Linked DNA regions of Homo sapiens: region 1 is linked to region 2. A link is an interaction called in ENCODE POLR2A ChIA-PET data of the cell type or tissue named here. Cell type or tissue: MCF 10A. All regions are shown on one strand. Links, peaks and the distances in the headings refer to the core of each region. The heading gives the core; the rest is flanking DNA. Region 1 has its middle 8.5 kb from the start of KIAA1614-AS1. Region 2 overlaps STX6 (syntaxin 6).

The links. ChIA-PET counts read pairs that join two places held together with the same protein. Peaks named below come from ENCODE experiments on the same cell type or tissue, not always from the same donor. Only the 100,000 strongest peaks of a DNase experiment are listed, where the experiment ranks them.
Region 1: POLR2A ChIA-PET joins it to region 2 with 9 read pairs; 12 of 35 experiments call an interaction of 5 or more read pairs at or near these places.

Annotation. Positions count from the first base shown.
Region 1 is chr1:180,961,895-180,964,805 of GRCh38, forward strand. It overlaps the pseudogene MR1P1. Among named protein-coding and RNA genes, the nearest start is that of KIAA1614-AS1, 8.5 kb to the left of the region's middle. In MCF 10A, for the core only: no CTCF peak of the experiment used is centred there; no DNase peak of the experiment used is centred there.
Region 2 is chr1:181,014,998-181,017,908 of GRCh38, forward strand. The region is part of intron 1 of STX6 (syntaxin 6); the gene reads right to left. Among named protein-coding and RNA genes, the nearest start is that of STX6, 6.4 kb to the right of the region's middle. In MCF 10A, for the core only: no CTCF peak of the experiment used is centred there; a DNase peak (open chromatin) is centred at 1,784.

The sequences.
Region 1 (2,911 bases), core at 142-2,641, 53 kb before region 2:
GAGTCTAAAAGCAATTCCAAAAACGTATTAGCAGGACACCTGGCTGTCCTCTCCTCGCCCCACACAGATGAGAGGGCAAAGATACTCTACTTTCCTAAAGATGAAGACATCTTTAACTGCAGGGTCACAGTTGTCTTTCAGTAGGACAATCTCAGCTAAAATCTGCTTTCTGCAGAGCAGGAAAAAACCCTGAACTTGGTCCCACCCCAGGGCTGACAGAAAGCTTGGCTGGAGCGGAGTGCTGGGTTGCCACGAACGCCAGGGAACAGGGCCTTGGTCAGCAAAGAACAAACCCGGGTGGTCTTAGTCCAAACATACCCCTGAATAACCAAGTGGCCTCCAGGTTTGACAGCTCATAACCTTTTAAAAAGTGGTAAAATACAATTTCGCACAAAGTCTGGCTGCAGTTGGCAAACCAGGTGCACTGCATGAAATGTTCATGTGAAACCCAAGCAGTAGGGCAGGCAGCTGGAACAATCGCTGTCTAAGCACAGTTAACGCCCACACAGCCCCAGGGAAGGGCAGCTCTGCACAAAGGGCATGTCTGAAGGAAAACAGCACCAACATGTTTGTTTATGGCAGAGAAAAACCAAGCTGCTTCTTTCTTCCTCTTCCCCTTCCCCTCAATCTGTATTAATAAAGAGACTTTAATATAATAAAGAACTCCCAAATTTATCTAGATTGCAACAACCTGACCAAGGTGCCACTATAACTTTCAGAGCTTCAGTGTTTGCAAAAGGCAAAACACTTCAAGTCGCCAGTGGTGAGGAGGACGCATGACAAGTTAGCATCAGTCTGCCCCCAGGTAAGTACCTTAGGGTCGTCCCAGAGAAGGTGCAGTTCCTAATGGCCAAGTCCAAAATGCATTGCACCAAATGGCTACCATGTATGTTGGGGTGAGCTGTAATTGTTTTCATGGTTAATAAGGGTCTGAGCTAAATGATCCCAAGTCCCTCTGAGTCTGCCCTTAAAGATGATAACTACAGAAGTCAGCTGTTTTGGAGTTTCACCTCCACCCTGGGTTACCAAGCATGGGCTTCCGTCATGAGATTCATAGCAATGCTGTTCAGGGCTGAGGGATCATTCTCCTCTACTCAAAACTCTCTTACTGTTCTGGATTCAACACCAGAGAGCACAGTTTCCCCGTGAGCCCTTAATTAATTGCCAAATAAACAGGTGAGAATGGCATCCTGTTTACATACAGCAGACCAATGTGAGCCCCACAAGAATAAGACCTCACTATTTTAAGTATAAGCATATTTTTTTTTAAGGCTGGGAGTTGGGTGCAGGCAGTTGGACATTAAAGGAAGACCATCCTGGATGGTCACTGTGGTTCACGCCTGTAATCCCAGCACTCTGGGGGGCTGAGATGGGTGGATCACTTGAGGCCAGGAGCTCCAGACCAGCCTGGCCAACATGGTGAAACCCCGTCTCTACTAAAAATACAAAAATTAGCCAGGTGTTGGGGGGCAAGCCTGTAGTTCCAGCTACTTGGAAGGTTGAGGCATGAGAATTGCTTGAACCCAGGAGGTGGAGGTTGCAGTGAGTTGAGATCGTACCACTGCACTCCAGTCTGGGTGACAGAGAGAGACTCCATCTCAAAAAAAAAAAAAAAAATCATCTCTATGCGAATGATGTGAGGTTATGCAGTTGTTAGGAAGCTAGATCTAACCATTCCACAATTTATGGACAGTAGTAGCCCCTTATCCTTGCTGTCACTTTCCACGGTTTCAGCTACTGGTTCCAAAAATTTAAATGGAAAATTCCAGAAATACACAATTCATAAGTTTTAAATTGCTCACTGTTCTTGGTAGCATGAAGAAATCTCACATGGTCCCACTCAGAACATGAATCATCCTTTGTCCAACATCTCCACACTATAGATGCTACCTGCCCACTTAGGCCTGAATCCTAACAGGGATCTCGCTCTGACCGACCTGGTGTATATGCGCATGTGCTTATGTGTGCGTGCTCACACGTGCACACAGAAGTGGAGTGGGGGGTCCTCATTTATCCACCCACAGACTTCTTTGGTAAAACAAGAGGGCTGGATTATCAGGGTTTTCAAGACCTCAGAGTTCCCAAGGGCTCCCGTAGGGACAGCTCCCCCTGTGTCTTCTCCCTTCCCCCTACAACCAGAGCAGCACTCTCTACCAGGGGTGTCCAATCTTCTGGCTTTCCTGGGCCACATTGGAAGAACTGTCATGGGCCACACATAAAATACACTAACAATAGCTGATGAGCTTAAAAAAAAAATCACAAAAAAAAAAACCCTCATGTTTTAAGAACGTTTACAAATTTTGCGTTGGCCGCATTCGAAGACGTCCTGGGCCGTGGGTTGGACAAGCTTGCACTGTACTTTGCTTATGAGTTGAGATTACCTATAAAATTCCATCCTGCATTTGCAAACCTGAACGAGAAAGGCTCCAAGTCGTTGGTCTGGAGCTCTAAAGTCCTGTCCAGGCCCCGGTTCCTGGGTTCTGTAAGAGGAAATGGCAGCTGGGGCCTGGAGGCCTGGGTACAGCTGAGCAGGGAGCACTCGTGTGGGGCTAAATGAATGCAGTTGAAGGACCTGGATCATCTGGGACCCTACATGTCTTCCTTCTTTGCCTCCTTTCCAGGGACGCACTCTCTGAGATATTTTCGCCTGGGCGTTTCGGATCCCATCCATGGGGTCCCTGAATTTATTTCAGTTGGGTATGTGGACTCGCACCCTATCACCACATATGACAGTGTCACTCAGCAGAAGGAGCCACGGGCCCCATGGATGGCAGAGAACCTCGTGCCTGATCACTGGGAGAGGTACACTCAGCTGCTGAAGGGCTGGCAGCAGATGTTCAGGGTGGAACTGAAGCGCCAGCAGAGACACTACAATCACTCAGGTGTGCATGCAGCAGAGACAGACGCTTCC
Region 2 (2,911 bases), core at 272-2,771:
TGCACTTGACACTATGGCCCATTATATCTATTTGCTTGAAACTCTCACTTTCTCTGTCTCTGTGACATTGTGCTGTTCTAGTTTTCTACCAGTTTTCTCCTTCCTCTTCCTCCACTGGATCCCAATGTTTCTCAGTACTCTTTGTGGCCTCTATGTGCTCATCAGCATTCACAAGTTCAAAGCACCCCTCTTAAGCTGATGACTCCCCCACTATACTTCCAACCCTAACCACTCAGCCAGGCTTAATTCCTATATTTTTAGCTGCCTATAGGATCATTCCATTTGCCTAAAACCAAATTAATCATATCCTCCCTACAAAACATAATGTATTCAAAACAAACAAAATAGAAAAATCTGCTTCCCTTTCTAGCTTCCTCATTTTAGCCAATAGTGCCACCATTTTCCAAGTTTCAACACTTGTCTAGACAAGAGTCATTTTTGACTCCTCCTCCTCCTTACCTTGCACAACCTCTACTTAAATCCAATCACTGAATTTTCAGATCTGGAAAGAACTTTCAAGATAATCTAGTTTGTGCTCCTTAAACATAAATAAGAGACCTTGGGGCTCAGACATATTGGCTGCTTGCCTCAAGTTCTTCCAACCCTGATTATAAGACACTTTCTATTACCAAGACTTATTTAATTGCATTTTTCCAAAACTTCCACACAAATCTTTTTTTTTTTTTTTGAGAGGGAGTTTTGCACTGTCACCAGGGCTGGAGTGCAGTGGCGTGATCTCAGCTCACTGCAAAAGAGGGTTCAAGCAATTCTCCTGCCTCAGCCTCCCAAGTAGCTGGGACTACAGGTGCCCACCACCACACCCAGCTAATTTTTTGTATCTTTGGTAGAGATGGGGTTTCACCATGTTGGCCAGGCTGGTCTCGAATTCCTGACCTCATGATTCGCCTGCCTTGGCCTCCCAAAGTGCTGGGATTACAGGCATGAGCCATCGCACCTGGCCCACAAATCTGTTTTCTTTGTAGAATCAGAAGATCTGGGTTTGAACCCTTAAAAGCTGACTATAAGCAAGTGAATAGTAACTGCTAGTTTAAAAACTGCCTCCTGATTTAGAATTTATGATAGAAATCAGATTAAATTTAAACTCCTCAGGCAGGTATTCAAACCCTCTCCCACTCCTCCTCCTAACCCAAACTGGCTGACTTTAGTATCAAGCATGGTTTCTCACTGAACAAATTCTGTTTCAGTTGGCAGGTCTTCTTCCCATCTTTATCTTTCTCATTCCTGGTTCTTGACTTCCACTCAGTTGTTTCCCCAGCCTAGAAGAGCCTTACACCTCAGCAGACACTTCCTTTAAGGCCCAGATTGACCAGCATTCCCAGCATGGGTCTTTCTTTTTTTTTCAATCTCCACAGCATCTCAACTCTACTGCAAAATCTTACACAATATATCTTTCACTTATCTGCATAGTGTTCTCCAAACTAAGGAGCTAAATAATATTAAACACTCAAATTTATAATAAAGGCTTGCAAATTTGTTCTTACAACGAAACACTGGATTCTGCTTTTTAGAAAGTATTAAATTTGATTTACATTCAATTTTACTAGGCCAAAATTAACAAACAAGGGTTATTTTTTTCACAGTGACTATACCAATACAGTTTTTCAACAGTGAATAGAATGCGTGATGCCCTCGAGGAGCTCATAATCTAGTGTTAATAAAGCTAGATATGCAGACAGAGAAGGTTAAAGAACACAACATAACATATACCATCTTACTCATCAGCTTACTTATGTCATTATTTCAACATCAATCCACAGCCAAAAACCTGGAAATAAAACTGTTATCATGCTGGGTGCGGTGGCTCATGCCTGTAATCCAAGCACTTTGGGAGGCCGAGGCGGGCAGATCACCTGAGGTCAGGAGTTCAAGACCAGCCTGGTAAACACAGTGAAACCCTGTCTCTACTAAAAATACAAAAACTATCCGGGCGTGATGGCGGGCTACTCGGGAGGCAGAGGCAGGGAGAAGTGCTTGAACCCGGGAGGCGGAGGTTGCAGTGAGCCAAGACGCGCCACTGCACTCCAGCCTGGGTGACAGAATGAGACTCTGTCTCAAAAACAAACAAACAAACAAAAAAACCATCCTCGGCTGGGCGCAGTGGCTCATGCCTGTAATCCCAGCACTTTGGGAGGCCGAGGTGGGAGGATCACGAGGTCAGGAGATCGAGACCATCCTGGCTAACACAGTGAAACCCCGTATCTACTGAAAATACAAAAAAAAAAAAATTAGCTGGGCGTGGTGGCGGGCACCTGTAGTCCCAGCTACTCAGGAGGCTGAGGCAGGAGAATGGCGTGAACCCGGGAGGCGGAGCTTGCAGTGAGCCGAGATCGCGCCACTGCACTCCAGCCTGGGCAACAGAGTGAGACTCCGTCTCAAAAAAACAAACAAACAAACAAACAAAAAACTATCCTCATCAGACACACAAAACCTCCACAGCAATAAAATAGCAAAGAGCCATGGTATTTGTACCTTTTATCCACAGGAGTGGCTCACTTATACTCTGTCTCCACATGCTCAGTTACATGGTTTTCTTCAGGGTTTGTCTGATTAGAAGGTGCAAATTCTAAAAGGAGGCTAATTCTAAAAACTTGCCAACAAGGGAGGAAAAAAACTACAGAACTAAACAATCAAAATGGGTTCACTCAACAAACACTGAGTACATCCTTACTGAATACAAAGATGAAGACTACAAGATTTAAATATGATATTTTCACCCGGAGATTAGTAAAGATTTTTTTAATGAAAATCCCAGTACTGGAATCAAGGGAATTGGGTCCCTCAAACACTTTGAGGGGCAAGGGGGAATATTCTGGAGGACAACGTGGTAGTATGCATCAAACGCTTTGCTGTGCCTGCCCTCTGAATTAGCAATTATGCTCCAGGAATACAG